Regions from separate parts of the Homo sapiens genome. Here region 1 is linked to region 2. The links are chromatin loops, found by intact Hi-C in ENCODE. Cell type or tissue: PC-9. All regions are shown on one strand. Each heading gives the region's core, and the rest is flanking DNA. Links, peaks and the distances in the headings are about the cores only.

Region 1 (16,389 bases), core at 3,793-11,792, 79 kb after region 2:
ATCACAAGTGGTATTCTTGGGATCAGTTTCTTTCTTGTAAAAATGCGTCCTCAGTCACATAGGAACTTCAAATAGGGTTTACCAAGGAAGTGTTGGCTAGAGCCTGGCAATCCTTTGTTACCTTAGCCATGGCATCCCAGAGCATCTGCAGAATGATTTCTGCAACAGGGCAGTGATACAACCGTGTATCTCTGCCCAGGTGTGTCAGTGCTTTTAACGCCAGCCCATGGTCCCTTGAAAGTCCCAGCATGGCTAAGACTCACCTTCTGAACAGGCAGTCAGTCAAAGCTCAAAGATTCAGACTCTGGCCCAAGAAGTAGGGGCTGACCTCTCCCCCTGAGTTCTGCCATCCCCTCCCACAGTGGCAGCAGCCTCCACGAGAGCATGCACACCTTCTGATTTGGGCACAGGGAGAAATAAGCGAAGAGGGAAATAGTTTTAGGCCTGAATCTTGAGGCTGGGACCTTGAATCTGCTGATTATATGCTCCTCTTAATGCATCTCTATTTCTAAGTAACTTGGTTTTATAGCAAAGTAATATATGAATGCAGTTTCTAAAACTTAAGTGGTGCTAAAGATGTTTTAAAAAGAAAAAGAAGCAGGAGCCAGGCATACTGGTTCACGCCTGTAATTCCAGCAGCTTGGGAGACTGAGCCAGAAGGATCATTTGAGGACAGGAGTTTGAGACCAGCCTGGGCAACATAGCGAGGCTCCATCTCTAAAAAAATAAAAAAAATTAGGCCAGGCACAGTGGCTCACACCTGTAATCCCAGAGCTTTGGGAGGCCGAGGCGGGTGGATCACAAGGTCAGGAGATTGAGACAATCCTGGCTAACACAGTGAAACCCCATCTCTACTAAAAATACAAAAAATTAGCCAGGCGCGGTGGCACGTGCCTGTAGTCCCAGCTACTCAGGAGGCTGAGGCAGGAGAATTGCTTGAACCCAGGAGGCGGAGGTTGCAGTGAGCTGAGACTGTGCCACTGCACTCCAGCCTGGGCGACAGAGCAACACTCCATCTCAAAAATAATAATAAAATAAAAACTCAAAATTAACCATGTGTGGTAGCAGGTGCCTGTAGTCCCAGCTGCTAGGGAGGTTGAGGCAAGAGGATCACTTGAACCCAGGAGTTCGAGGCTACAGTGGACTATGATCATGCCACTTCACTCCAGCCTGGGTAATAGCAACACGCTATCTCTGGTAAAAAAAAAAAAAATGAGAATAATAACAATGTTTTTTAAAAAAGAAAAAAATCATGCCCTGATCCATCATTCCCAACCCCTATTCTCACTTCCTAGAGGCCACCACTTCCAACTCTCTTAGTGTCTCTGTTTCTCACTGTCAAGTTAAGATTGCCGTTTTTTAGTTAATTTTAGACATGTGTATTTACTTCCTTTAATACATGGTGCTTTGGACTTTTTACACCGGCTCATCCTGCCCTCTTCCTATTCCACCAACATGACTGTATGCCCATTTCATTGTTCTTGATTAATTAGTCAGCGAATATATTATTAGGACAATCTATGTACATTCTCTATTATTTTAATAGCATGGTATGTGTTTTCTTTTTTATGTTATTTTTCCCTGGATTAGAAAATCCCCTGGTCTTCTTATTGCTTGGTTTTCCTTCTACTCATCTTAAATTTTCCCCCATGTGTTTCATCAGATGTCTCAAATATGTATTACTACTATTTTCTAAATGTTTGGTATTTCTGCCTATTTCATCTTGCTTTGGTGAGATCTCCCTCTCTGTGTCATCCTATTTCAGTCCGGACTAATAGCTCTCTAGGTTTGCTGGGCATGCAGGCACCTAAGACTTCTCTTCCCTATTTTTCTCTGTCATCTCCCCCTTTCTCCTAAACCCTCATGCCTTCTTTTTTTGACTTAATTTCTCATTTAGGTGATGAACATTTTCCAGTAGTTTACTAAGAAAGGGTGGTAAAATTTCCTCCGACCTTGTAGCTCTGAAAAGGTCTTCATTCCATGCCTTCGTTTCCTAACCATTTGACTGGCCATAGAATACCTGGCTGAAAATCATTTTGAATTTTGAAGGCATTGCTCCATTTTCTTTTGACTTCCTGTGTTGTTTAGGAAGTCTGATATCATACCATTTCCATATCCTTTGGTAGGAACAGGATTGCCCAGCCTCCACCCTAGAAGCTTTCTGCATGTTCATTATGCCAGGATGCTGTGAGTTCACTTCATTCATTGTGCTGAGGACCTGCGAACTCTTTTGCTTTAGAAATGCATATCCTTCAGTTCTAGGAAATTTTCTTAGATTATTTTTTAGGTCTTTTTGTTTTATTATCTGCCACGTTTTCTTTTCCCAACATATATCTTTCTACTTTTAAATTCATTTGTATATTTTGACTGTTTTATTTTAAATTTCCCAGGGTATTTATTTATTTATTTATTTATTTATTTATTTATTTATTTTGAGACGGAATCTCGCTCTGTCGCCCAGGCTGGAGTGCAGTGGCATGATCTGGGCTCACTGCAAGCTCTGCCTCCCGGGTTCACGCCATTCCCCTGCGTCAGCCTCCTGAGTAGCTGGGACTACAGGCGCCCACCACCCTGCCTGGCTAATTTTTTTGTATTTTTAGTAGAGACAGGGTTTCACCGTGTTAGCCAGGATGGTCTCGAACTCCTGACCTCATGATCCGCCTGCCTCAGCCTCCCAAAGTGCTGGGATTACAGGCGTGAGCCACCGCGCCCAGCCTCCAAGAGTTATTTTTTATAGCAGCCTTTTCTTGTTTCAAAGACACAATAACTTCTTTTATCTCTGAATATATTGACTGTAGTTAGAGCTGGGGGTGTGTGTGTGTGTGTGTGTGTGTGTGTTTGCTGTCTCTGCTGTAACACTAACTCATTTAGTTGTCTGTTTTTCTTTCTTTTTTCAAGGTGAAGGCTCTCCCCAAATATCTGTAGCCTAGTTCACTTTTAAGAGTGAGGCACTAAAATGCAGATTGAAAGTTTCTCCACAAATAGACTTTACTATTGGGTGAATCAATGAAAACTTAGCCAAACTGGAGAATGGGGAAGATGACAGTAATTCTAGGCCTTGTTTGGGGGCTATAAGCTTGTTTGTCAGCATCTGAGAGCTGGGCAGGGAAAGGAAGGTTAGGAATTCCCATCAATCAGCATGCAGGTACTCATTTTCCCAGTTCAGCCCCTCCTCCCTCCCTCATCTGAACATTAGCAGTTTTTCAGGAATATATAAGTTGGTGTCTGTGGCATGTGCAGCAGAATACATGGTGTTGATACCTGCTAGTATTGTGCCCTCCAGTCTGTCTGTGGCAGTGGTTAGAATTGCCAGGGGATCTGGCTCTCCGAGCCTTACTCTGTAGTATCTTGGCCTCGAAAGTGGCCAAGTAGGGCCACCCTGTCTTCAAATGCCATCTCTTTTTTGACCTCTCTCTCCTGTATCCAGCCCAGGCATGTATCTCTTTTTCCCTAGGAGCCAATGAGTGTCTCCAGAGCAAGAACAATGTCTTTTAGGTGCCTATCCATAGGAAATACAGACTTTGAGGAGGCCTGGACTTCTTTCCATTCCCTCCCACTTATTAGCACCATAACCTGGGGCAAGTTATGTAAGTTCTTCAAACTTTAGTGTCAGTGCCTCTCAGCCCACCCAATGGAATCTCAAGCTTATCCAGTGCAGTCAGTCCCCAGCCCCACCAAATGCAGGTTTGACAGTGGTTCCCTATCACTACCCCATTAGGTGTCTATAGGCAGCCTTGCTTTTTTCAAGATTATAGGTGTCCTGGGCCATTGTATGTTGGGAATCAGGCAGGGACCAGGCAGGGTTTGCAGCATGCAGAGAAGTTATTTCTGCCAGGTAGTCAGTGGGCAATGCAGCAAAGCTGAGGTAATGCCAGGCGTAGGTAGGGTGGTGGATGGCGGGGGCCATCCTCGTTGGAATAAAGGAGGAGGCCTGACCTCTATCCCGGCTCCTGCTCTTCACAAGAGTTCTTTGCCACGCTTATTCGCCTAGCTCTTTCCAAACAGCAGGAAAACGAGTACCCTGCCTCATTATCACATTTCCTTGGTTCTAAGATGCCATAAATAGAAGTGGAAGCTGCTAAGGAAATAAAAAGCAGTATGCATTGATGTGCCTGTCCTGAAAGACTCTCAGTTCTATGGAATTCCACCTCAGTGTCTTAGCTTCTCATGTTCTTTCCCTGCCTCTCACTTTGCCTGTTAATGCTTACCTCCACCCCTAGCTTCAGGCTGCAGGTTAAAAACCATTTCTCCCCCAGTCCCCAGGACTTGGTTGAGTGCCCCCTCTTATACTCCTGTACCCATCCTGTACATGTCTTCAGACCACCACAATGGTTATTGGTTGCATAATATCTGTATGCCTTCAGAGATTTTAGCCCAGGGAACACCTGAGCTGTCACATCCTTCACTGTGTCCCCAGCACAGAGATCCTCAGTCAGTATTTGTTGGATGAAGAGAATATAGAGAGGGGAAGAAAATGAAAGGAGGGGGGATGTGAGGGCCGTTAGCAGCAGGAAAGAAGAGAAAGCCTCTTAGAAACAGCCCTTCCAGTGGAAAGTTTGACTTAACGAAGAAGAGCAGGTTACTTTCACCAAGGCCTTGTTGCAAAATGCCAAATAATGACAGGAGAGCCGTCCTTTCATGGAAGCTGGGTGCAAACCTGGGGGGAGCTAGCATTTTGGCCAACCTCAGAAAAGCATGTTGCTTTGCTCACTTCTCCACTGGATGCAAAGAATCCAATCCTTTCTTAAACACCCGAAATCATGGAAGAAATGAAAGGTAAGACATACAACTTTGGAAGTAGATGTGGTTTATTAAAAAAAAAAAAAATGATGGGACCATTTAGTCCCTGACTGAGAGTACTCTTAAGGCATGGAGCTGTAGTGTGAATGATCTTTATCTGTAATTGTAACACTGTGTCAATAAAAATAGTTAAGCATTGTGAAAAATTAATCTGCCTGTGACCATAGTGCATTTAAGATGATTAGAATTACCTGGAGAGCCTTAGACAAGTAATTGGGTCATCAATAATCTTTTCTGGAACCCCATAATGAAAGTGATCTTCCATTCTAGGAAAATACTATAATACCAAAACTAACAATTACTGAGCTCTTACTGTGTTCCAGACACTGTGCTTGATCCAGTTTTCATCATCATAATCTTAAAGACTGAGCAGAGGCGGGTTAAGTAACTTGCCTAAATCCCTTCCACAGCTGGTAAGTGGGATCACTGGATTCTAATTCTGAGCCCACCTTTACTCTATGCTGCCTCTTAACTTTTCCAGTAGACCAAGAAACAGAAGAAAAGGGTGGAATAATCTTCCAAGCAGTGCTAATGCAAACCTAAGAGACAGAAAACAAGGTGTATAACAGGCTCTGGTTAGGACTTGCTGAGCAGGGAGAAAGAAAAAGAATACCAGGATTCCAGGTGATCTCAGCTGGCATCTGCCAGTGCAGGATAGGACTTCTCAGGAGGCACTGAAGCATTCTCCTGTGTACCTGCAGGAGAACCTATACTGTTGAGTCTGTGGGTTAGCAGCATATATCCACAAAATTTTGAGTGCTAGATGTCCCCACAGTGGCCTGATGCCCTGGGAATAGGCCTGATTATAGTATGGAGATAGTGGAGACTTAGTAGCAGGCAAAGGAAATTTTTGCTCTGGCTATACCCCATGAAAATAAGAGGTCCTGACTCTTATCAGTCAGGACTCGGTCTTGGGAACAGAAGTTACCCTATGTATTCCAAATATGAAGGGCTTGGATGCTAGCCCTAAGGCAACTAGAAGCTTTTATAATCATTGCAATGTTTGGGGATGTGGGTCAGGAAGCATCCATGTAAATGGTTCTCTAGCACTCACTAGGGAGCTGCTTCAAACCTCACATCTGCCAACAAATTTGCCTGCAGCTGCCTCCAGAGCAACATGGCCTCTGTCTCTTTGCTGCCTTCTAAATCTAGCACCAGCTCCTTATTGGCAAATGCTAATCTGGAACCACAGATGGGGGAGATTCCAGGAAATGCAGTCTTGGCCTTTCTCCTTCAATACAGGGCAGACCTTCTACGGAGGAGATGGTGATGTCCAGGTGAATATCACCCATCAAGTGCTCTCGACCTTCCTATGACCTCAAATTACAATGACATTCTATTTCTACTTCTCCTCTCACCCCCAGCTCACTTTCCCCTGGTTGTCTTGACTAGAGAGTGAGATAGGAAACTTTTTGACTAGAAAAGTATGTGTGATGTGAGCCCAAGGTCCATTCCAGGTGACCTCTTGAGAGCCCATCCAGATGAGTAATTCTCTCACTGTATCACCTCACACCTGACCTCAGTAAAAACTGGAAGATTCTTGATAATTGTCATTAGAAAAAAATTAAAATGCTCCCAAGAGGTTAGCAACTAGGCCCTTCATGGGCATATATGTGTTTGCCTTCTTCATTGTCCAGAACTTGGTTACTAAGAGCAGTTCAATGGCCTATGTACATTCAACTAGTATGGGCAAAGGTAGCATCTTCCTGCAGTGGTTTCACCATGAGCACCTCTGCATGATCAGCTAACTCGGTACAACTGGATGATGGTCATGGTTGCCAGGCACACTATGCTGGAAGGATGATGAGACTCCTTGGAAGGAATACTAGGTTTCATGAGAGACACTTGACATGAAATAGGGAAGGGCACCATTCATGCCACAGATTTGCCTTTCATGCCCATGCTGTTGTCAGCTATTGTATTTGACTGTCTGCATGGAGGTGCTTATGTGACAGATCTCTATACATGAAGATAATTTGCTCATCTCCTACCAAACTAGACTACAGTTGCATCTGTCAGGAGCTGTTTAGTGCAGGCAACAACCACCAAACTCAGATTGGTTTAAGCAAAATCAGTAAATTAAAGGAAGTTGATTATTTGATTATTTGGGGATGGTTGGAAATACATTGTTTCATGTAACTAAAAAGTCCATAGTTATAACCAGCTTCAGGTACAGTTGGATCTGGGGCTCAGCTGAAATCACCAAGTTTCTCAGTCTCTTGTTTTACTTTTCTTTGTGTCAGCCCTGTTCTCAAGCAGGCCTTCCTCATCCAGTGCCCCCAGTATTCATCTGAGCAGATTGGCAAACTCAGTGGAAAGAAACCCCCTCTTTCCTAAAAGTTTCAGTTCAATGTCCTGGGGCTTGTTCTCCTTGATATAGTTTTGGTCAGTGCCTATCACTTTGGCACAGGAGCATAGGATGCATCCCTATGCCTAGCAGGTGGAGGGTGAAGCCTACACATGCCACATGGACTGGAAATTGGAGTCATGACAGCTCCCCAAAGGAAATGGTCTAGGTGTGGATAAGGAGGGAGGGTCTCTGCTGCTGAAAAAAGGGGACATGCCTGCTCAGCTGGCAAAAGTAACAGCTGTCTATTATTCCAGCTCAGCTGGAGTTCAAATTAGTTTGAGCCATCTATGAATCACATCAGGCAAGTTGCTAGCCTCTTTGGATCGTTCATTATTGGTTTATGAAATAAGCAGGTTGGGTTCAATGGCCCACTCCACCATTCCAGCTCAGAACTTGTGTAAATCTACCCATTGATGCCATACCCAAGGGGCAGCACTGGAATCAGGGCACATTATCAACATTCTCAAGCGCATTGGTCACTTATTTCAGGCCTAATTGTGTTGCAAACAGTAACCTGAAAAACCGCCCAACATCGTTGGTCAGGGCCTCAGAAAAATTCAGAACTGGTTTTGCAGGGGCACACTCCACAGAAGTGACTGTGGTCTCTGCCACAGATAGATGCATCCTTAGGCTCCTGGATGGAAGACTTTTTTTGCCTGTGATTCTTTCTGAAAACTGGGCCCCTGCCAAGCTCATCTGGCATGCTGTGCTCTGGGTAGAAGTAATTATTTTTATGAGGCATTATTCATGTCTAGTCTACCTGAGGGCCACCCCAAATAATGTTTCTCTAGCTATTAAAGGCTTCATCAGGCATGCAGAGTCTCTAGTAGTTTCCTTTAGGGGAAAAGAAAAAGATTCGTCTTGAAGTCTACCACCTCCAGTGGCAATTTGCTGTGCATTTCAGGGCCATGCTAAGTGGTTGGCACCTGAAAAAAGGGCGAAGTCTTTTTCTTTCAAGTGCAGCTGGAAAATGGGAGTCATAAGTGAAAAGTAGGGAACTGGGAGAACTATTTCCATACAGCCGAGGTAGCTTTCTTGTTTTGTTCTGAGCTGGCAAACTTCAACATGCTCAAGCAATGTTTTGTCAAATTTCTTAAATGCTGAATGTGGCACTGGCCCAAATGAACGTAGATGTTATTTTAGTGCTGGGAGAGATTTATTTTAATGTACAGATGCAGCCACTACAAAGGCCCCTTTTAATCTGCTGAGGGCTCTGTTCCTTGCTCTTTTACTCTTTGCAACCCCCTCCTCATTTTAGGGAACCTGTGTATGCTGTGAAATTGCAGTGTTCCTTCCTTCCCTCTTCATCTTGCAAGGCAGCGATATAATGCTGACAATAATTATAATTAAGATGCTTTGTGCAAGAAGAAGCAGTTTGCAATGCTTCCTCCTGTTTCCCAGCCTACCAGCAATTCAAAGAATGCTGCTTGATCAAAGAAAATATGCCAACAGGAGAGTGGACCTGCACAGCTCCAGGCTGTGGCAGGGCAGCCTCAACAGTTTTCCTTATCTAGGACCCAGGTTCTCTACTCACGAAAGGAACCCGTTCTTTTACTGCTCGGCTGTGAGATGGGAAATCCATCAGTTGAGCTGAGCCTCAGATACCAATATCTTGCACCTTGATCGGGGCCAAAATAAACGGGAAGGGACGCACAGAGGAAGCATGGTGACATGTGAGGTTTGCCTGAGCCAAGTCTGTGCTTTCAAGGCAAGAGCAGGAGAGGAGAGCCACAGACAAGATGGGGTGAGAGGGAAAATAAAGAGGATACTCTCTGGGCTCAGTGGCAGAGGGGAAACTGAAGCCAGGACAGTCCTGAGTCTTCTCACACCCAAGGCTCCTTTTAAATAATCATTTGTAATATTCCCTTTACTATCTCCAAATGAAATTCATAGAAAATGTAACTTGTTTTCCTATATGCTGCCAAAAAAATCTACAGAACGCTCCAACTATAATATCAAGAACTAGTTGAGAGTTGTTTATAATAGGAAAATAGATATTGTAATATTTTGGGGCATAACTACAAGATAATACAGAATAAAGTAGCTAGATGCTTGTGCTGCACTTTGGTGCAAAATCTGTCAATGCAGTGGCCACTATGTAGACATCTCACCCACAAATCCTGCCAGATACCTCTGTAATAGCCAAGCCGCAGACAAGATAAAGAAGACCCATCTCTCTCTTTCACAGCACTATAGTAATGTTTCTAGAAAATTCCATGTGCAAGACATACTTTGTATTTGGACATAAAACAGAGTTCCAAGCCATCGACACCATTAGGGACATGGAACTGTTCTTTGGTGTGCGGCCCGGGGGCAGTGGGGTGGGGGGCTGCTGTCCTGTGAGTTGTAGGATTTCAGTTACTGTGAACTTTGAAGCATCTCTACAGACTTCCAGAACAGACCCCTAGGGGGTGACGCAGCCCCACTGAGAACCACAGGAGAGCCTGGGAGCCACAGGGCGGCTGGCTCTGAGTCAGGCGTGCAGGGCTCCAGTCCCAGTTCCAAGAAGTCCTGGCAACTGCACAGCCCTGGTTAAGTCACTGAACCGCCGTGTACCTTTTCTTTAATGGAGAAAACATCTTCTCCCTTGCAGGATGGCTGAAGAGTTAAGTAAGATAACACAGGGTGGGTTCCTGGCCCAGAGTGGGCCCTCAGTAATTCTATTTTCTGTCTTCTTAGGACCAGCCATGCTTGTTATTTTATTTTAATTTTTGGAGACGGTCTCACTCCATTACCCAGGCTGGAGTGCAGTGACGCGATCTCGGCTCACTGCAACCTCCCTACCCCAGGTTCAAATGATTCTCCTGCCTCAGCCTCCCAAGTAGCCGGGACTACAGGTGCCTGCCACCATACCTGGCTAATTTTTGTCTTTTTAGTAGAGATGGCATTTCACCATGTTGGCCAGCTGCTCACAAACTCGTGGCCTCAAGATCTGCCCGCCTCAGCCTCCCAAAGTGCTGGGATTACACATGTTAGCCACTGGGCCTGGCTGGCCAGCTGTGTTTATAAACTGCCTCCTGCACCCCTGTTGGTTCTATACTATTTCTTCCCTCTGTAACCGCCTTCTTAGAGACAAAGGATGTTGGCCTTGCACTCTGCAGCACCCCTGTGGGCACAGGTTTCCTAGAAACTAAGCCCCCCAGGGCTCTGATCTCTCTGGGGCCCTGCCTAGTTTCCCAGGAGGCTCCCCAGTTGTCTTATTTCTTCAGAGGGAGGCCGCAAACATGAAGGGTCTGGAGGCTCTGGAAGATGTCATGAGCATCTTAGGAGCTCTTTTTGGGCTCTCAGAGACAGATCAGTTCACAGATGTGGGAAAGAAAAAATAAAACATGAGGCAAAAACTTGCAAGAAAATGTGGACTTACCAATCTCATATTAAGCAGACGGAATGTCAATCTTTTCTATAGGGACAGGGTCATTAAATGCATATTTTTTGAAGTAATTTTAGGTGAGTCCCTTTGGCTCATTCATTATAGTTATTTATTTTCTGCTTCTATTCTGAAGTCAGAAAGATCTGGTGTTCATGGGTTCAAATTCTGGTGCCCGCATAGTTCCCTCCAGCTTCCAGATGGGAAAGCTCTCTCATCTGTTTTCCAGCCCAGCCACTCCAAAACCTCAATGCCCTCAGCTGTAGAACAGAGGGACAATGACAATATCTATCTATGAGGATTCCACGTGCTCTTTGGATGTTTTACAAATTCAGCAGAGTTGGGAATGTTCTGGGTGGTTGAGATGACACTAGGTCTGGCTTACTTGTCTTCCAGCAACAAAGGAGGAAACTTTTCATAGGGATTTGAAGCCTAATGTTCCTGAAGGTGACATGGAGTCTGCTTAGTGGATGGATTGTTGAGCAGGAGTCATTCTCCAGTCTTGGAAAAACTGTACAGAGACTCAACTGCAGGGGAGGAAACCAGGATATGGATTAAATAATGCATGTATTTAATGTACATACCTGTTGTTATGTGTATGTGTGGGTGACATTTACTGAATATTTACTATGTGCCTGGCACTGTGCTAGGCTCATGACATACATTAGCTCATTTAAGGCACAAACGTATAAGGTGTGCATGACTCCTGTTCCCATTGTGCAAATGAGAAAACTGACTCTGAAGGCATGCTGCATGTACATGAAACAGGCAGGACTCAGCCCTAAGTTTGTCTGAAATTTTCAAATCTGGGAAGGAAGCAGACACAGATAGTAACTAAGAAACTGCTAAAGTGGTGGGGCCCGGTAACACTACGGCTTCTTACCTATAGAGGTGAGACTCATGAAATTCCCCACCCTCAGTACAGATAGCACTGGGCCAAGATCATGGGACGCAGCTGAAGCCTTCGCGCTTGGTGGTCAGATGGCCCATGCTGTGCGTAGAGGAAAAGTACCAGTCATTACAACAAGGCCTCAGGAGACCTTATTCTCTCAAAGCCACTTCTTGCAATACTTGGACATCCACGATCCTTTCTATTTTAAAGACTTCTGTCCATGCTAAAAGGTCCAGTTCCCCAGGAGCTGGGAAGGAGGTGAGGATTAAGCCATTGTGCTGGTTGTTTCCCCCTTGCCTGTGAACGCTTGGGGCAACCTCGGGCTCCTGCCTCTGCTAGCTTGACAGGCTGTGGGAATCACTGGGAGTGGGTGAGGGGGGTGCACTGCAAGTCAGTGCGCACAACCCTAGGTTCTCTTCCAGGATCAGCCCCAAGCAGACCTGAGGAAAGGCCTGGGACTTGGAGTCTGAGTAGCCTCTTGAGGTCACCCCGTTTTGCTAAGTGCTCCATTGTTTATGTTCTTGTGTCATGAATAAGCAGAGGCCACAGATTTCAGTCCACAGATTTCAGGAGTGCCATCCATGCAGTTTTATTTGAATTCAACCTAATTTCCATCAGAAGTCTTCATTATCCTAGTAGGCAAGAACTTTCCATGAATTCAGTGTCTCTCTGCCTATTCCCAGGGTTTACCTGAGGCCAAAGAGAGAGGGGGTTATTTAATCATGTCATCATGCAGGCATTTCCTGAGTCACCCAGTCGCATCTGGTCTTCTGTCATCAGTCCAGGCACAGGTCAGTGCTATGGCCTCCTCATTCCAAGGGAAGGTCACCTTCGAGTCAGTCGGCAGCTCCCTGGGCCTCACTCTGAAGAGCCTGCGGGAGCACGAACACTTCCCCACTGAGTTGTCTGTCTGTGGCCTCTGGGAGGCTGTCTCCTTTCTGGCAGTAGCAGGGCTTAGAGCAGGGATGCTTTCACATTCTTCCCAGCAATAGGAGAGAAAGGACTGTGTGGAGCAGAATACTCCTCACTGCTCTGGTAGTTTCCAGAGTTAGACCCAAGGTAGGAAGGCAGATGCCTGCCCAGACATCAGGGTGCATATCTTTCTGTCGGGGTCTACCAGCCCTTCGGCTTCCCTTTGATTCTCTTCCCTTTCCAGTCCAAATCATCTTTCCTGAGCAGCTCGTTCAGGAGGCTGGAGGTAGGGTGTGGAGAAGACAGGGTGCAGAGAGGACAAACTGGCCCAGGCAGTTCCCCTGTTTTTCTTCCTGCCCTGAGATTCCCCAGGCCTCAGCTTTTGAGAGTCAAAAATCCAGAATCTGCTTCTTTGTTCTCTGGATTCCTGTGTGTCCTCCCTTCCCTGAGGCCTTAAGCATGGAATGCTTTAGCTGAGGGAACAGAGAAGAGCCAGGGGGTGCCAGGAATCTTCAGAAAGAAGAACAACTGGGTTTCAGAGTTATTTCTCAGAGACAGCATGAGAGGCGCCGATTAACCTCCTTGTGTCTGGACCACAGTGCATTTGCTCATTCATTTACTCATCTAGCTTTTATTGAATGCTTACTGGGCACCAGCTATGCTTAGGGAATATGAGAGGTGTAGAGAAAACTTCCCCTTCACCCTCTGAAGGTTTGCTGAAAATCAACTGACAAAAGACCGATTAGTAGGAGAGAAGACATACAAAATTATTCGAACGTACGTAACATGGGGAATCGTAGGAGAATGATTATCCAATAACCCAGTGGGGTACAGAAGCTTACATACTGTATATACATTTTTCACAGGGGACAGGGGAGATGGGGACCCACCCTGGAGGAGACGGGCAGACATTAGGGAAGGTGAGGGGCAGAGCTGCACAGGGACAAAGGTTGTCTTATTATGCAGATAATGTCCCGCAGGTAATCTCTTGAAGCTACTCTCAGAAGAACAGATGAAAAGTCTGTCTGGGCTGGTGATGACTCCCACTCTCTTCTCTGGTCATTGATCTTTCCTGGTTATTTGATGAGATTTCTAGGGCAGGGGTTTAAGACAATTGCATTTCTTTTGGAAAAAAGAAAAAAGAAAAAAAAGCTCTCTTGGTCAGATGAGGATATTCCAAAGAGAGTCCCTCCCTGCACTTAGGATAAGAGGAGAAACAATACTAAGCTAGAGGAACGTTGATTCTGAGGCAGCTTCTAAGGTCTATCAGCATGTCAAAGCTCCAGTCTTTGGGATATCATTCTTTGAGTCCCAACAGAATGTTGGTGGAATGGAGAAATGTGTAAATTGAGGGACACTGAGATCAGACAGCCTGGCTCTCCCCTGAGGCCTCTGTCTACCGAGGGGGCTTTTTTGGGTATTGGCCCTGCTGAGAAGGAGTTGGAGTTGACCTGCCAAATCAGATGGGAAAGTGCCAGCCCCACCTCACAGCCCACCCTCAGGAGACCTGACCAGCTAAGCCTGCTCACGAAACCTGGTGAGAGTCAAGGAGCAGTGGCTTAACAACAGAAGATGGCTTTTCCAGCCTCGCCATCTGCCTGATGAAGAGAAAAAATTGGTATTCTCCACTCCAGGGCTGACTCCCACATATTCTAAGGTCCTGAGATTCCAGGAAATGAGAGGGAAAAAAGTGCGTGATTACTCCAGAGTGCCGTCCGCCCCTCCTTAATGTTTCCCTGTCTCCTTCTCCCTCCCCTCCCTCCTCATAATCACCTCATGTGCAGCTCTTCTGGGAGGATCTGCCTTGGGCCAGGTCTGCTGCAGCTGATCATATCTGCCACCCAGGTGTTTGACTTTGAAGTGGGTATCTCCCTGGCCAGAGGGAACCAAGCCCAGTGGCTTGCCTTGCCAGGCTGCCTTGCTGCATGAGCAGACCCGTAAGCGCATGGTCTTCCCTTGGCTGTTCCTGGTGTAGTCATCCTTTCCATGTACAATGAATTGGAGATTCCGGGAAAAGAAAGTGATGGTCTTGTTGACCCACCACCAAGGGGACAATTTTGCTGTGTCAGGCTATCCCCAGAATAATTACCAGTTTTTGTTTTAACCTTCCTGTCTTTGTCTTTTAAAGGCCAGGAAATGCAGCTTCCTAACTTGCATGGGCCACATGGTCTTAACGTTCTCAGTCTTTTCAAACTCGTTACCAACCTAGGATTTTGTGCACAGCCAAAAATACTTTCTCCCCCACTCCCTCTTCAACTGGTCTTAGGCTGTCATAAATTCCTGCTCATCCTACAGACCCTGCCTCTTTAGTGGAGAGCTCTTTAACTCTACCTCCAGATTAGGTAATTTGTTCTCAGAGTAATCTTAAGGTAATGGCCTAATCACCTAAGCAAATCAGTCATCATTACCTAGGGGAAGACAGAACCCATTTGAATATTTAGATGCATTAATTGGTGCAAATATTCTAGAGTGTTTAGGTAGCAAATGACTTACCTTGATACCTCCAGTTTGCATTTTATCTGACAGAAAAGAACACCGAGAGCACACTACATCTTACAGTTAGGGAAACCTCTTTGCCTTTGCTGTATAGGTTGAAAACAGGGGTGAAGGTAACTTCTTAGTAGGAGACTTGAGGCCCATAACTTTCTTCTATGACCCTTGCTCTTCTCCAATATCAAGTTTGCAGGATGTTATTAGGATTAGCAATAAAGTTTTTTAAGCTTCTAGCAGACACCTGGCACATACTAGAGGGCTTCATAAATGGGATTAATTATGATTATTACTACTGCTATGATTACTATGTGATATAATTCCTATGAATCAAGTTATAAAATAATTTTCTTTTTTTTTTTTTTAGAGACAGGGTTTCTGTCCCCCAGGCTGGAGTTCAGTGGCACAATCATAGCTCAATGCAGCCTCAAACTCCTGGGCTCAGGTGATCTTCCTACGGAACTTAGACTATAGGTGTACGCCACTGCACTCAGCTAATTTTTTAAAACTTTTTATAGAGATGGGGTCTCACTCTGTTGCTCAGGCTGGTCTTGAACTCCTGGCTTCAAGCAGTCATCCCATCTCAGCCTCCTAAAGTGCTGGGATTACAGGTGTGAGCCACCACACCCAACCATAAAATAATTTTCATCATGGAATAAGTCTTAGGTAATTCGGAGACATATCTGGTGAGCAGAGAAATATGTTTCATTAAATAATTTACTTGGAAGCCAAAGCATGTTCAAACTTATCAAACTAAAATGACAGAGCCTTGAGGTCTGGTGTGTGTGTTAGGGAGGGCCGGTGGGGAAGTGCTGTAACTGGCCAGATTCAGATACGACTGATGGGCCTTTGGCAAACTCAGGGGTTCCAGGCCCCACCCAGTCAGGAGGGTTAGAAACAAGATCACACCTCTCCATCCCTGGTGCCCATTGCTCCATGCCAGTCCGTCTGTCATCTCTCACCCGGTAGGATGAGCACGCATGACCCCTACACAGTCCCCCAGACACAAACCATGCATCCCAGCAACTTCCCCTGTAGATTTTTCCAAAGCACAAATCTATTTGTGTCTCACATCCTTCCCTCCCCTGCTGAGAACCTTTTCATTGCTCTCTGTTGCTCTTGGGACAGAGTCCAAACCACATGGATGGCAGAGGTAGATGTCTGGAGAGAGCAAACTCCCTGAGAATAATTGATATCTCCATCCACATTGCATTCAACCACCCCGTGTGTGTTCACAAGTGCCTGCCTGTGCTGGTAGCTTCTCTAGGTACAGGGAATACAGCAGTAAACAAAGAGCCTCAACCTCTAGTTGGATGAGGATGAAACACAATAAATAATATAAAATGTCATTTAATGTCAAATATTGATAAATGCTATGAAGAAGCAGGTTTAACTGCTGACAAGAAAACCAGCAGAATATTCCATGTATCGGATGGGTGTGGTGGCTTCAGCCTATAATCCCAGCTACTCAGGAGGCTGAGGCAGGAGGACTGCCTGAGCCCAAGAGTTGGAGGCTGCAGTGAGCTATGATTGTGCCACTGCACTCCAGCCTGGGCGACAGAGCAAGACCCCACCTCT
Region 2 (16,389 bases), core at 4,616-12,615:
AAAACTGAGTATTTTGCTGGATCACCTATCCGGTCGAGAAGACGGACCAATGATGGACAAGAACCAGCTCAGTTTGGTAGTCGGAACATGGCTGGGGCTTAGAGCATATGTGTACAAAGTGGTCACATACATATTTATACTGTAAAGCACAGTATCCTCAGAGGGTTGCAGAAGAAGGGCCACCCCATTTGAGAAAGGAGAGAGACTCAGCTGGAAGGATCTGGGAAATTTCTTTCATGGAAAAGGTGGCCACAAAGATGGAGCCCTTCATGTCTTTTCTTCCTTCATAAGTATCTTCAACAATTTTTAGCAGGAAAAGCAAAACAAAATAAAGCTATTAAACCAAGCATCTCCCTAAATAAAATTACACACACACACACACACACACACACGCACACACACGCACACGTGATGAAGGCTCAGCATTCTGACGTTGGTTGTTGGTTGATGCTATTACAGGCATAAATCAGGTAATGGCAGTTGGCTTGGAAGAAAGAATTTCTTTCCCTCTTGCCTGCATCCCTTTATTAACTTCACTTGCAAATTCATTGCCAGCTTCCTGCCCTGCTTGTCGTTTAGCATAAAAACCTGAAGTTGAAGGCTCTCTCTGTTCCTCAGCCATCTCAGAGATGGTGAGACTAGAGTCCACTGCCCAGGGACTAAGTTAAGGAGAGGCATTGGAAATGGGGTGACAGGATATGAGTCAATGGGCCCGAACTACTTACCACAGGAGGAAAACCAACAAGAGAGAACTCCCTCTTCCGTGGTGGTTAGCCGTGGCATCTTTCGAAAGTTAACATTTTGTAGTGTTGATGGATACTACTTTGAGATTTTACTTGAGTGAATAAAGGAAGTCAATGTTTTTGCAGTTTCAAAACTAGAATCAATTAGTTGTCCCTAATTGTACCTCATATTCAAAACGGTCTGACGGCTCCACATACCCAAAAGTCTTTTGATATGGTCAACTGCTCAAAGGAATAATGTCAAAGAAAGTTCTGTAAATTTTTTAAAAAGTTACCTGCCAAATGTCACAGACATACTTTCAAATTATAGAGGTCCTCTTTTTTACCCTGGATGTTCTAATGACACAGCAGTTTCTGAAAACTTTTATGAACTTGGCTTTGGAGAAGGCATATATCCACGTTCGAGAACTCAGTGCAGCCCTGTCTGAAATTTATTTCGAGGCTGTCTTGCATCTAACTTTTGTCGAGGAGACTTTAGAGACGGTTTTGTTTGCCTCTAAGTGCTCCAACTCATCAGAGCAGATGCCCCTGGGTGCCCACATGGATCTTTATTTTGCATGCCCATCTGTGTGTGTTCCTTCCTCTTTGCCGAGGAGCATTCTTTTCTCAGCGTTACTCCTTTGCCTACAGCAGAGGTATGGAGTTGCCACTCTCCCTCCCTGCTTTCAGAGTGTCCTGTTCTCTGTCCCATTGCCGGCACGAAAGGTTCCTCCCAGCTCAACTACTCAGCACTATTTTGATTTTTATGTCTAGCTTGCTGTTACAAGACCAACTGGCTTTTTGAGAATGGGAGCTTAAATCCAGCCTCGGTGTGGTAAGCGTGTTTGACCTACAAAAACGGTGGTGGGCTAAGCCGCCTCCTCCCCACACACAGTGCTGTGTGTGACTCATGGCTACCCAGAGGACACTGATTAAGATAAAGGTCATTCAGGTTTTCAAAGCAGCCTGTTAATTGTTGTTTTTTTTTAAAAAAAAAATACCAAAGCTGTTTTAGTTTTACAGCGATCAAAAGGATTTTGTAATCATACTAAGAGAGCACATACAACTTTTCATCTTTGAGATGCTTAAAAACATTAATTAATAAGAGCACAGTACCTTTTAGAAAAAGGAAAGGGCTTGTTGTCTTGACATGCCCCGTTGCCTCCTTCCCACCTTCCTGCTGGTTTTTGACACACCCTCATGACCCTTTTTCTCTGCAGTATATCTGGGCTTCTCATCTTTCCGTGACATGTAAGATTACATCTCCGAATAGAGGCTCATTGGCATTTTTCTCTTGGCATAATGTCTATGTCGTCCCATTGGGCATCTTGTCTAGAGAAATCTGGGCTGTCAGGGAGTCACACATCCAAGGAGACAGCACCATTTCAGTGGAAATCCAAGCTGAAATGATATCCTCCCATACCACAAGGGTTCCCTGAGGCCCTGAGATGGATATTGGTGAAATTGAGTAAGATATTGTAAGTTGGGCATCAGCATATTGCTGCTTAACTCACTGCAGCCACTCAGTTTATTGTAGGTGTTCTTTTTTTTTTTTTTCCAAGACAGTCTCTCTCTGTCGCCCAGGCTGGAGTGCGGTGGCACAATCTCAGCCCACTGCAACCTCCGCCTCCCAGTTTCAAGCAATTTTTGTGCCTCAACCTCCAGAGTAGCTAGGACTACGGCACACACCACTGCGCTCAGCTAATTTTTGTGTTTTTTGGTAGAGATGGGTTTTTGCCATGTTGGCCAGGCTGGTCTCAAACTCCAGACCTGCCTCAGCCTCCGAAAGTGCTGGGATTACAGGCGCGAGCCACTGTGCCTGGCTTTGGCCTAGGTGTTCTTAATCTGACACTGCTTCTCCTCTCCCTGGCCACCAAGCTCAGTTTCAGGGCAGGCCAAATGAGTCAGCTGGTAACAGAGACAAGACCGGCTAGTGGGATTTGACTGCCAATGTGATTCTGTGACTGTTAATGGGTCTTCTGGGTCCAGTCCCATCAGCAGTTGCCACCTGAACCAAGGACCTGCATTAGCCAGGAGAAGAGCACCTCAGGTGAGGCAGTGCCGAGGGCCGGTGACCACCAGACCACAGGCTCAGAAACGAGGTTGGGCTGGCTGCACCACGATGCTGCTGCCTGTCAGCCATGTCACCACGTGACCTGCCTTTCCTGGGTGCTGCGTTTTCCCATCTCTGAAGCAGTTATCCCTCACCTGGAGTTGTGAAAATGAAACGAGACACGTACCGCTGTTAGCACAAAGCCTGGCACCAGAAACATTCACCTTCATGACGAATGATGGGAAGTGCAGGGGGAAACTGCCCAGTGGGGGAATAATCGCTTTTTTATTCTTTTCTAAAGGCACTCACTTGGAAAGCAGAACAAGATTAGTTACTACATTTTATAAATTCCTTTTTAGGAAAACAATGAACCTTGAAAAGTGAAAACAGTAACTGATTCAAAGTACTTTTACCCTTTGGGAAAGAGAGCAGAATGGCAGGTGCCGACGCCGGTGTGGTGTTAGTAAGGGCAATATACTTTTCACTTTGTATACTTTTCATTATTTTCCAAATTTTCAACAATGAGCCGTTATTACATGGATAAGAGGGGGAAAGTAAGGAAACACCAAATGCCCAAAGTACTTAGATTGTGACTCTCTCAAAGTACTTAGATTGTGACTTCATGCCCCCCACCTTCCCGCTACTGATCCCCAAGGGAGTAGGGGCTGACAGAGGCCACTGGGGCTGCCTTTCCCCGGGGCCACCTCCTCTGAGTCTGTTGCAACCAGAGGCCTTGATGTGCAGCTGGCAACATGGAATCAAAGGGGAGGAGGCCCTCACTCTGCCACAGGCCCCTCTGGCCTTCGCCTTGACCTTGAGACAAATGAGCACCAAGTCAGGTCGAACAATCTCCTTAAAGGAATAGGGCTATTTATAAACAAGATACTGTTATGAACTCCCTTTGCCTGTGAAGGAACTTCCTCCCTAGGGGTGAGCTGCATGGGGGCAGGGGCTGCTGCATCTCATCAATCAGTATCAGCCATTGGTACTGGCCAAATGGGCGTGTTTTCAGGCCATATTTATTAAGACACAGGATGTGCTGGGCTCCTTGCTAAACCATGTTTATACCCATTTGCTTCTTAGTGCAGCACTGTAAGCTGAGTGCCCGTACCTCCATCTTACGGATAAGGAAAATGAGGAAAATGAGGCACAGAGACGTGCACACCTAGCCCCAGACCACACAGCATGTAGAACTGATTAGAATCAGAGTCTGACTCCAGGACCCTGGCTTTAAGCACCCTTCTCAATGGGTTCCCTTGATGAAGCCTGATTCACTGGTAGTGAATTGGGATCAAGAACATGAGGGTGGGAGCTCATTCTCCCTGGGTGCTTTTCCATGCCCTCCAAGGCTTGCCCAGGCCTGGCACAGAGCCTGAGAAATATTAGGTGTCCAACAGTATTTTGGATTGTGTAGGTGAACAAATGAGTGAATGAGGGAAAGAATGGATGAGTGAGTGAAGGAATGAAGTGCCCTGTGGCCATTGGTCCTTATCTCTTGCATATGGAGGAGTAAGGCGTACCTACATCCCTTCTCCTGAAATGGTCCCTTGAGCCTTGGGGAGGAGAGAAGACACAGGGCTTCAGAGGAAGTGGTAAAGGTCTTCACCAGCTGAGGACTGCGGCTGCCTGGGAGAGAAACATCTGCCCCAGATAATCGCTGGCTGTCAGCCCTCGGTCACACCCCATGTCCAGATGGCATTAGCTTTGGGCAAAGTTTCTTCCTCTCCCACCCCATCCCCTTCCTTCCTGTTGGCAGCATGGAGTGGCACATATAGATTATCAATTATTAGCACACACAATATTTGTTCCACAGAGGCTGCATGGATGTGTACAGCTGATTTCCTCTGGCCTTTCCCAGAACACAGAAAGAGCAAAGGGTTTTTGTTTTATTTAAATCAACATGGTCATCATCTTGGCCCAGCCCACTGTGCTTCCAAAGTCAGTCTCTAGGTAACGCAAAGGGGTGCTGGTATCCAGACCATTAAATATGGCCAGGAAGGCTCTGTGCTGCAGGCAAGTCCTGGTTCCAGCTTGCTCCTCGGATGAGTGCCCTCTCGTCCCATCCTGCTAGGCCAAGGGCTTGTTTGTGTGTTCCCCACATCTGGCCTTTATTTGAAACTCCACCTCGAAGTATTTCATAGCACAGAATATCTTTCCTTATTAAACTCTCCCCCACAGATTTTTTTCGTAAAACAGGCACCAAAAACTACAAACCTACCTGTGGCTCTCAAAGTATCTGTTTATAAACCTTTGGAAACCGTTTGCAATTAGTTAATCACATTTTCAAAGGAAGTTACAGATTATAGATACACTAACAAATGCCATACACGATGCTTAGGCCCCGGTAACCAACTCCTCACGCAGAAGAAGAAGAAGTGGTGGAGCCGAGGGACCTGGGATTTGTCCCCTTTTAAAACTGCATGGGAGAAGGGAGATTGGGCATGGGAGTTGGACATATGAGAATTTAGTTCTTTTTCTGTCACTCATGGGGGTGAGGGGCGAGGGGGAGTAGGCAAGGAGAAATCAACTGTGCCCAGACGCAATCGTGTATCTTGGAAAACAGTGAGGCATTTTATAAATCACATGTTCCTCAATAATCATGGAAGCACCAGTGTTTGTGAATACTTCACATAACATGTACTTTAAAAGCCATTCATTTGAAAAGAAAAAAATAAAGGAACTAAATATATACAAGTTGGAATTCTGTTGACTACTCAATGCTTAAGATCTAAGCCAGCTTTAAAAAAAAAAAAAAGGCCTTTAAAAGGGAAGGGGGATAATATGGAGATAAAGTATTGATACATGAAACATCCAAGGATTTCAGGTACAGCCTGATCCAGGTGCACACACCACCTTTTCAGGACTCTCTTCATATCTTTTCTCTGCTTTCCCTGCACTGGCTTCATGCCCAGGAAGACTCTCTCCAAGTAGTGGCAGAGATGGCCATGAGCTATTCCAAGCTCCCATCCTGGCACCTTAGCAACTCCTCTTTTCCTGGATAAATCCAGGAATGCATCCCAAATTGAATCTCTTGAATCTCATTTGAATTTGCGTGGGTTATGTACCCACCTCTGAACCAGTGACATCCTGGAGCGATGTGGGCCTCCCCCACTGATCAGGCCACATGAAGGATGGTTGTACCTTCACTAGAATTATGCTTAATGGGAGTGGTGCCCAAGGAGTTCCCTACAGGAAAACCGAGGTGATTAACCTGGAAAACATGGGGAATGGGTGGTGGCAGGCCAAAGCATGGGAACCTTCCTAATGGAGTGCCACTCTCTGGCCTTTTAATGTAGTTTCTTAGTAGGGGAAAAGAGGTAGGTGGATTTAGGCTTAGTACATTAGAGTTGTCTCATAGCTCTTGGCCTGTTATATCTATGCAACAGCCCACTGACTTTTCCTTTTCTCACTCAAATTAATCACTCTGCTGCATGACTGTTTATATTCTAAAGGAGCTTATTCTCTAAAAAAGACCCAAATGAAAAGTGTTTCATACCCATTTTACGTACCTGGCTAAGCAGACATTGTAGAAGGGCATTCTTAAACAGTGTTCCAGAGGAAGTATCCCTACCCCCGATCTGTATCTTGCCATGAAATTAGACTATAGAGACTTGCTGGAATATGGTGGCTCATGGGCTAGTATGATGGGAAATCTTTTATTCCATCACTCTCTAATCATTCCAAGTATCTTGAATACCTTTTTGGTGAAATATACTGTATTTATTGAGAGATTATAAAAAACGAATAAAGACATTTGGGGAGGATCAGAAGTCAAGAATTCTCTGCTGATTCCACCTTTGCCAAATACCATCTAAAATGACTTGGGTTCTTTAGCGCAGGTATGAATTTTCGGCCAGGAGAGTCTTCAGTTCAAACTTGTAAGCTCCACACCAAGCAGAGACATATGAATGTGATTGTCTGACACCATCATAGTCAACAAACAGCTTCTGTCTGCCTATGGTTTGCAGAATGGTGACCAGTAAAATTATTGAATGGTCTTCTTCATTTCAGGAAAATGAGATATTAGCCAATTTTATTCAATGAGCCTGTGTCATTCCACAAAATGCATGACTCTCAGGAATCTTGCTAGCTGAATATTAAAATATTTTACTGTGCCTGGGAATGTGTTTGCCATTTTACATACAATATTTCATTTAATACTCTCAACCTTTCTTTGCCATGGAGGTGCTATTGTTTTTACCCATTTTGTAACTGACGAAGGAAGCTTGGAGTAGCTGGATACCTGGCTCAGGATCACACACCCAATGTGATGTGAGTGGTGTGACACGGCAGAGCCACTGTGACCTTCTCCTCTGAAAAAGACACGTGGACACTTTTTTTGAGGACGAAGGAACATTTGTTGCTCTGGAGCTTGTAGTCTTTTTTCAAAGCTCTTTAACAGTGGTTGAAATAACATGAGGCTTAGACATGAAAATTTGACAGAGGCTGGTGTTGGGTGGGGTGTCCTCTACCATACAAGCTATGCGATCTTATTTAACTTGTGATTTAATTTATTTAACTTGTGAGAACCTGTTTTCCCAAATGCATTATGGGCAATAAATTGACCTTAAAGAAGCAGAATTAAGAAGGATAAACCACAAGTAAGTCCTTGGGAAAGAGTGAAGCACTGTTTAATTGACTTTGTATCTTTAGTGCCTTGCACTTAGTAGTAGGTATACAATAAATGTGCATTGAATAAATGAATAAAGAAGCACTTTGAAGTGACCAAAGAAAGAACTTCCTCAAAATAGACAGTTTAGATCCAGTATCAGGCTACCCAAGAAATTACGAAAGTTCTGCATGTGAAGTTCAGGATCTGGGCTGTGTGAGTTTCTGGGGTACCTAATAGTTCTCAGTAATGGTTCTTAGGTAACAGAGGTCCAGAACGACTGTCTGACTCTAAGTCCTCAGGGGGACACTACTATCCCTGCCCCGCACTCCTCCACACTGAGGGGCAAGGCACCGCTGCTGACAACTCCGGTTGACCTCGTTGCTGTTCTTTTCTGTTCAGCCCAAGACTGCATCTCACAAGGACCAGGGCTTCCATGCACACAGGAACTTTCCTTAACAAGATCCAACTGCTAATCTGCTATTGTTTACAGTGGCTTCTGAGGGAACCACTTTCCTTCCCCTTCATCTGGAGTGGATCTGATGTCATAAAACTGACCGTGAATGTCTGTTAATTGAAAACCTAAGAGTAGTGGGGTGGGCTCACCGTTGATCAGGGTGGTAAGAGCCCACTGGCCATAGGAGGCTAGGCACCATCCTAGGTAGTGGTGAGGAGGGGGAGTCTCCAGAGAGGTCGCAGAGTTCCTGAAATGCAGTTGACAGGTAAGAAAAGAGTGCATGCGTGGACACTTGGCCCTGTTTGGCACCACAGTGGTGCAAGATCGACCCCTTCTGGCCCTCCCCTCATCCCACTGGGGGTCAGTTTACACTTGTCTGGTTCAACATATGGGTGGCAGTTTTCTCCTTCATGCCCAGTATGGCCTCAGCACCTGTCTCCATAGTAGCTGATCAGTGTCAAAAATGGCAACCTATGGTTTTGGGGTCTTAAAACACTTAGACTGACCCTGCATCTCACTTAGAACCTTCCAGTTAAATCAAAAGATGACCAAGCTGGAGAGAAAAGTGAAAAAGAAAGCAGTATACATGCATATATATTTTTCCAATGTGCCATTAACCGTAACTGATGAACGTGTAAAGGGGTTGCTAATCCTTAGCCTGCAGCAGAGGGCAGACTTTCCTACATTATAAACACCCCACAACCAGCATGAAAGGCCTCAAGACACAAGAATGTCCAGACACAAGAACGTCCGGTCGATAAAATGGTAGGCTTGCAGGGTGACTAACACCAGTGATTTAGGGGAGAAAACTAAAACCACTTCCCCAGTTATTCATGCACTCATCAGCTTTTCCGGAGAAATGCCCTAACAGCCATTACATCTGGCTATGATTCCCAATACCCTCATCTACTCCAGGTAAAGGAGCCATGCTTAGTTCAGTACTGCTGTGGCCAGTGTGACAGCGAATAGATGGTTCTGTGTGTCTGCAAAATGCCACCAGTATGCTGAGCCCAGCCCCAGCTCTGGAGATCAGTGCTTTTGCTTCCTAGCTAAGGAGTACGGGTAGGTTTGAGACAAAAGGTAGAGGAGAGAGAATTATAAAGTATAGGGGGATATGACTAGATTCTTTGGTAAATGTAAGTAAGAAGCCCTTTCTCGTATCACGGACTGAGTTTTAGCAGCTTTGGGATACACACACACACACACACACACACACACACACACACACACACACACACACCATTCAATGGGAAGACAAATCCAACTGCTAACTAGTCTGCTATGATTTACAGAATTTACATTGTTTACATGTATACCATATAGGTGGAGACACACACACACACACACACACACACACACACACACACACACCCCCCATTCAAGGAGGGGACAGATTTTCCTTTGCATCTGGTGTTTTGGAAACCAAGAAGTCTACAAGGTAAATTCATATCAAGCAAAGAGTTAACTTTTCTACTCCCAACTTGGAGCCAATGTTTAGAGGCATCTGACCTTGGCTTTCCTGTCATTAAAAGTCCCTAGGACTGTCACCCTGCTGGGCTTCTCACCCTCATCGGTCCACTCCCAAGCCCTGTCCATGAAACAGGACTTGGGAAGGTAAAGATTGCCCTGGCTGATGACTTCACGGACTTTTGTTTTTCTTTTCTTTTTCTTCTTCCCCTTGCTAGTACGAAGAAGGAAAAAAGCGAAGGAAACCTAACTATAGTAGCGTTGACCTCTCTGAGGTGGAGTGGGAAGACCGAGATGACGTGGTAAGTGATTTGTTTTCAGGCCTCGTGGAGAAGGACCTGCATTGTACCCACTTCTGTACCTGGGGGCGATCCCAGGAGTTGGCCAAGAGGCCCACTGAAGGGACACCTGGCTACCAGAGGGACGTGGAGACAAGGGGCCTTTGTACCATGTGTGGAGTTTTATAACTCTTCAGCCGGTCAGTCGGACCAGTTGCAGACAGGCCAGCCACCCCAGCTGCTTGTGCAGTCTACTAAAACCATCCCCCTGCGGACGCTGGTCCCCTCTGCAGCTGATGACTCCAGCCTTCTTCCCAGTACAGTGGATGGCCCCTGACATCTTCAGTGGAACCTGGCTGGGCAACAGCAGGCTCTGCCTGGTGCAAAGTCAGGGTGCCTGCAGGCCAAGCAGGCAGGTTCCTGGGCAGCAAGAATTCACCTGTCAGGACCTCATTGGCACAGCCCTTGTTTTCAGAGTACAGCCCAGGGCTCTGCAGGCTCACTTTTCTCCTGCTTGGTCGGCTGCCCATTTCCTGTACCTTCCCAGCCTTTCATTCTGCTCTGGCCTTGCTGCAATTGCACCCCATGCTTTTTCCCCACGTAGATTCAGCCTATGGTGCTCTATCAAAAGCTCTCCTTATACCCATGACTTAACCCTGTCAGGTCTTCTTGGTACTTCCTCAATAAATCAGATTTCTTAGACACGGCTGCCTTTGTGTGAATCCAGGTGGACTCTCCTTAATTAAATCATAACTTCCCAGGTGTTTCCATCTGGGTCCCTACTCTTCCCTTTTTCTAAGAGTGTGTCTGTGCTGAGGCCACGTTTCTCTGCCCTACCCTCCCAGATTCGTCTAGGGTCCTTTCTTAAGTTCCACTGTTGAGTTGGCGTTGTTTCCATCTCTCACTGCATCCTGCTCTCCAAAGGGATGTTGAGGAGAACCATTTGAAAGCCCAGCCTGGGTTCTCATGCCTTCCAGAACAGGGGGCCAGCATCACAGTGCTTCCGCTGCAGCTTTCCTTCTTTCCACACGCTCTGCACTTTGTCACCAGCTCAACTAGCATAAATCTCTCATTTTCATCCTTGCTGGTAAAATGTGAGAGCCATACCTGTTTTAGAAACTTAGCCTCTTTTCTTCTTCATCTGCTCTAAGTCTACTTAAACCCAAGTTTAGACAAAATAACTTTGCCATTTGATAAAAGCTCCTTCCTCCTCCATACCCTTTTCCCCGCAAGCCAATGAGCTGACATAGTGTCAGCTCAATAGCATGGTCGAGTTTTCTATCTTCTTATTCCTTAAACACTGTCACAAGGATCCGGTCAGTTCTTAGGACTGTCCTGCACCTAATGTGCCCACCCTGGCTTAGCGCAATTGTGAGGAGTGCCACTCAGGTTTTAGACTCCTGCCAGGTTCAAATCCCGCCTTCTCTGCTTGCCGGATGTTTGTCTTGGGTGAGTGATTATGCCTCTCTAGACTTCAGTTTTATTTTGTGTTCTTTGTTTTATTTTTCCCCAAGAAAATGAGTGTGATGGCAGTTGTCCCCACCTCATAGAGCTGTTCTGAGGATTAAATGGATTAATAGATTGAAAAACAGAGAAGTACTTGCACTGTTCTGGGGAGTAAGTAAGCATTCTACAAGTGGTAGCCATTGTTAGTATTATTCTGACCTCCTCAGTCCTCAGGGGACCCTGTCATGAATGAATGTCCTGTGGATTTACAGTTGCTAGGAATCTTTGGAGGGGACTTTCCATTGTTGCCCTTCCTCTTCCTTCTTCACTTTATCTGTTGATTTATTTTTTTTGTTGTTTGCTTGTTTGTGACCTCACTGAATCGTCTCCCTTTTTGCATGCTACTTGAAGAGATGTATGACTCAGCTCACTCCAGTCATCACCTGTGCCCCAGCTAATTTTCAGTGAGCGAATGTCTCCTTTAGTAATCACAGTTTGGGAACACTTTGTATCTCCTCATCCTACTTTGCTTTCTCGTTGGAGCTGCAGGCATTGGATTCGCAGCCTCACGTGTGTGTTCTTCACCTCCACATGACACCCAGGACTGCGTTCTGTCTGTCCAACTTCAGAGTTGGACATCTCAAGCAAGTCCAGTGCTTTTGTTCTGCACAAATTGTTCTCTGGTTACGTCTTTGGTTTGAGTCTCTTAACTTGTCGCCTTGGAATATGGTGCATTTGGAATGTGAATTCCTTCTCTATCAACATATTTGACTTGGGAAAACCCAAACCACCATTTCTCTCCTGGGGATTTGCATGTCACTAATTGGAGAATTCTGGAATCTACAGAAAGCATCATTGTGAAGTCTGCACAAAATCTTACATATCCATGTGCTGGGCCTTGGGATTTGCACCTGAGTAGCAGAGGACAGGGTTTAGGTTGAAATCTAGGAAAGAACATGTAAGCACAGCCCACTGAGGAAGAAGCAGTAGAGTCTGCCCAGATGCAGAGAATTTCTTGGAAGGTGAGTTCTACTTCTCTAGGAAGTAGGCTCCTGAATTTAGTAACCACAGTTATAACCTGCATACTTCCAAAAATGAAGTAAGTTCATATATACTGTTACAATGTATATAAAATAGACTGGCTAAAATTAAAAGAAAAAAAGACAACAATTTAAAACTATTTATAGCAGTATGAGCAGGACTTCTGTCCCACTCTGCAGGATGAGTTAGGCATCAGGGCAGGAATACAATAAGTAGGGCAGATCTTTGGCGGACCCGTGTGCCAGCAGGGGATTTTGAGACATGCATAGCCCAGTCTGAATTGCCAGTGTAGATCCCCTCTGGGAAGGGAAAATTATCTTAAAAATAGCGTTTATCCTTTGGTTATAAATTCTCAGAGATGGCACAAGGAATTGAGGGTGATTTTTTTGTTTTGTTCCTATTAACTTCCAGTCATTCCCAAGCTTTCCACATTGAATGTGATTATTAATAGAAAAAAACTCATAAAAATAATAACTGCCATATATTAGCTCTTCCTGTACACCAGTACCATTCTAAGTTCATGAGTGAACTTATTTATTTATCACAGTGAACCTATGAAATGGGTGTTTTATCTCCATTGTACAGGTGAGGAAACTGAGGCAGAGAATGGATGTAATGGCCTAAGGACATAGAGTGTGGATTCCAACTCAGGCAGCCTGGCCCACAGAGCCGTGGTCTTGACACTTGGATATTCCATGGAGAGAGCCCTTAAGTCCTTGAGTCCAGGAGTCCTTGAAGACTCTATTTCAGTGACGCATAGTATATGGGTTATCCTCCTCGGGGGGTGCAGAAAAGATAGGGAGTGCCTTGCACATAGTAGCTGCTAAACAGATGTTTGTCTGCATGGTATTGTTGTGAGTACTGCCCCATAGATGCTGCTTTGAATCTAACTACAATCCCTTCTGTTGTGGTAAAAGCCTTTTTTCCCCTACTACCCTCTAGGCAACTACATTGCTTCATACCCATGATGACTCTGATGGAAAATTTCTCCGGAGTCTTTTTTGCCCGAAGCCCTATAAGGCAAAAAAGCCTTTTTCATGGGACATATTTCTGAGACCTTAGTCCATTTATTTGATTCTTTTTTATACCCTTCCCAGAGTGTCTCTCCAGCTCATGCTTGAGCTCTGGACACCCAAACTAAGCACAGCACTCCCCCACCCCCTCCAAACCCAAACTGACACATAGGGGAGGAGGAAGAGAGAGAGAATGTTTTGCAGGTTCTCCATGCTCAAGTCTGTTTTCCTACGCTGGTTGAATGCTTGCTTGGGAATGACAGACCTGTTTATCCACTGTGTCTCCCTTCCTCTTTAAACTGCCAGCTTGTCTGTGGTTGCATGTCATTAGGGGCTTAGAAATGCAGGCTGCCTGTGCACCAGAAAAGGTGAGGCTCACGTTCTAATGTGGACAATGAGCCACCATTAGGAGCACGAGCTATCATTCCATAATCATACACACAACTTAAGGTGGCCAGTGAATCTCTGGGGAAAGCTTCCTTAATGAACTGTAACATGGCTGGTCAGAGTAGCAGACTAACAATGAAACAGGAAACGTGGCTTCCACCTGTAACGAGGTTGGCAGGAAAGTGGGTGCTTTGAGTGGTTATCCAAGGAGCTTCTGCTTCAGCACTGCAGAAGAGAGACACATTCACCAGGGGCTCTGGAGAAGCACATCTGAACTGGACAATGCAGGGCCCAGGGGAAAGGGTGGTTCCCAGAGAGCGGAGAGGCTGATCACTGTCGCCAGATGAGTATTTTCAGCTTGAGGAGATTTTACCTTTTATTTTATTGAGTACACTGTGGTACAAGCTGCTTTAATGTCCATTGCATTACCACACTTGCGAATGCTTGATATCTGATATGGAAAAATCAAGGTATGCCACTGATGTTTTAATTTGCCTTTCTCTGACTATGTGTTAAGTTGAACAGCTGCACATGGGTTTTTTAATGACTACATAATATGCTAACATATGGGCACATCAAAACTTGTTTGGAAATTTTCCTCCGCCAGGCCATTTGCATTTTTCCAGTTGTTCACTGTTGTAAATCCAAGCAGTGGCAAGTTCAAAGCAGTGAACATCTTGCCCTCCCCGCCTTAGGTGGGGACTGATTGCATTGCTCTTCCCCATCACTTTGGCCTGTGCTTAGGACTCCTCTGCCGTCTTACAACCTAGGGGTGCCACTCACTGTGATTCTGGGCAAGTTGCTCCTCTTCTCAAGCCGCAGCTTCCTAAGATAAAAAAGTGACATTTCTAGAATGTTCCAGCCTCACAGTGCTGTATTCTCACAGGGCAGTCTATTAAGTCATCAAACTCCCTTTCCTCCTCTGGCAAGGAGGACAGAAAGCCACCTTCCTGTCAACCCTAGATCATAGTACTTAGAGCTCGTAGAAGAGTCTGCCAGGAAGTTAGGACCTCAGACTATGACGTGGTCAATTGTTAAAACATTTTATTTGATTTTTAAAAACTCAGAAATAATATATGATTTTTATATTAATGCTATAAAGTATTTAATGTTGTCCAAGTGCTTTCTCTTCTGATTTGGGAAGCAGAGGTTAAGAGCATGGGCTCAAGAGGCAGAGGCCTCGTTACCCTGGGCAAACTTCTTATCTGTGCCTATTTCTCCACCTGTAAAATGGAGATAATAACAGCACCTCAGAAGATAAGTTTGAGGGGTTTAAAATCTGTGCCTGACACACAGTAAGAGCTCAGTAAGAACTCAGTAAACAGTATCTCTCAGTAGTATCCGAATTTCATAGGAATCTGATGACCTCCCTTTTTATAGCCCCTGACAGGATCCCTGGGATCTGGGAGTCCTCACTCATGAACACTTTAGACAGAATGAATGAAACAGGAAGAAAGTGAGCCACAGAGAGGTCACGGGACAGCTGGCTTGTGTCAGTGGCAAAACTTGAACATCGATATCGTGGTTTACCTCTTTACCTGGGGCTGTCTCCTTTTCGGTCTATGTAAACCTACAGGCAGTTAAGAGCAGCAGTTTTCAATGTGGGGAGTTGGAGGAGAGGTCACAAAATCCATTTAGTGGTTCATGAGCAACATAGCAACGAAATCTACTAAAATAGGAGATAGAGAGGGGCTCATCAGAGTAAGATGTATTTCTTACATGGCTCAAAGTCAAAACAGTTTGGAAAACATTGAGCTTGGGCATCTGCCTCAAGCAAACTCAAGTCCGAATCCTGATGCTTTAAGCTACTGAAAGGTGTCTGACACTAAGTGAAAATGAGCAAGATGGTAATGAGGATGACGATGATACAGATACTGTTGACTGTGGTGTTGATGATGATGGAGGATAGCTAGCATGTATTGAGTGCTTGGGAGGCACCAGACACTCTTCTAAATATTGACTCGTCAGTCTTCACTACAACTTAATGGGATGGGTGCTGGCATTAGTTCCATTTTTCAGAAGAGGAAGCTGAGTCACAGAGATGGTAAGTGATCGAGATACCCAAGATCATAAAGCTCTGGCTCCAGAGTCCATTCCTTAACTACAGTGCCATCCTGCTTCACTAGTAGGTTCAATAAGTATAACCTGTTTTTGTTATGATTTAAGACAAGGGCAAGACTAAAGGAGGCATCAGTGACCCTGGCCTTGGACACTCCCAGACCCCCATGTTGATTGTTCTGTGCTACTGGGAGTTGGGGGTGGGGTGGCATGGAGACACAGCGAGGCTTACCTAATCTCTAGTTTGCCTGGGGAATGTGAGAGGAGAAGGTCCCAAATGGCTTTAGGCAGGCACCAGAAAGAGGAAAAATGAAAACCATGTTAAAGATAAATCGAGCCGTTCTTAAAAGTTAGAAAGTAGACTTAATTAGGACCAGCTCTCCCTGTCCAAAACCACAAAAGTTAAAATGGGAAAATATTTCCAGAAATGCCTATTATGTGTTGTTAAAAAAATATCTAGAGTAAAATATATGTTTTATTTTATACATGCCTCCAGCTAAAAATTATGCCTTTACTCACTCACACAGAAGATGAGAATGCAAACCCAAATCTAGACAGCCTCGAATCAAATTTAGGTTGCTTGCTAGTGTTGCAGTTTTCTATCGGCCAGATCTTACTCAAGCTCCTCAAAGGAGAAAAGAGGGGAAAAGATGAAAAAGACAAGAGAGGGGTGGGGAGAGAGCCTTTCCTGACAGGCTGTGGCATGTCAGCGTTTGCTCCTATTCCATTAACTGGCCTTCTCTGTCGTCTTGCCTTGGTGCCCATGACGGCACATCTTTCATCACTGCGTCTGCTGTCCTCCTCTGAACTCATGGAAGGGCCACATGTAATTAGATGAGGTCAGCTGGGGGTGGGGGA

The links. A loop is a pair of places that touch in the nucleus more often than their neighbours do. Peaks named below come from ENCODE experiments on the same cell type or tissue, not always from the same donor. Only the 100,000 strongest peaks of a DNase experiment are listed, where the experiment ranks them.
Region 1: it touches region 2 in a loop (3-fold over the local background); 7 of 110 quality-filtered maps call a loop at or near these places.

What each region holds. Positions count from the first base shown.
Region 1 is chr3:54,942,005-54,958,393 of GRCh38, forward strand. The region is part of intron 27 of CACNA2D3 (calcium voltage-gated channel auxiliary subunit alpha2delta 3); the gene reads left to right. It also overlaps a transcript of LRTM1 not described here. Among named protein-coding and RNA genes, the nearest start is that of LRTM1, 22 kb to the left of the region's middle. RefSeq lists enhancers at 10,853-11,845, 11,846-12,838, 13,832-14,823. In PC-9, for the core only: no CTCF peak of the experiment used is centred there; a DNase peak (open chromatin) is centred at 7,697.
Region 2 is chr3:54,862,013-54,878,401 of GRCh38, forward strand. CACNA2D3 (calcium voltage-gated channel auxiliary subunit alpha2delta 3) reads left to right here. Exons shown (of 38, transcript NM_018398.3): 18 at 9,527-9,610. CACNA2D3-AS1 (CACNA2D3 antisense RNA 1) reads right to left here. Exons shown (of 7, transcript NR_046666.1): 5 at 15,004-15,142; 6 at 14,257-14,299; 7 at 12,593-13,698. Among named protein-coding and RNA genes, the nearest start is that of CACNA2D3-AS1, 31 kb to the right of the region's middle. In PC-9, for the core only: CTCF peaks have their summits at 8,510 (motif pointing right) and 8,715; DNase peaks (open chromatin) are centred at 8,579 and 11,419.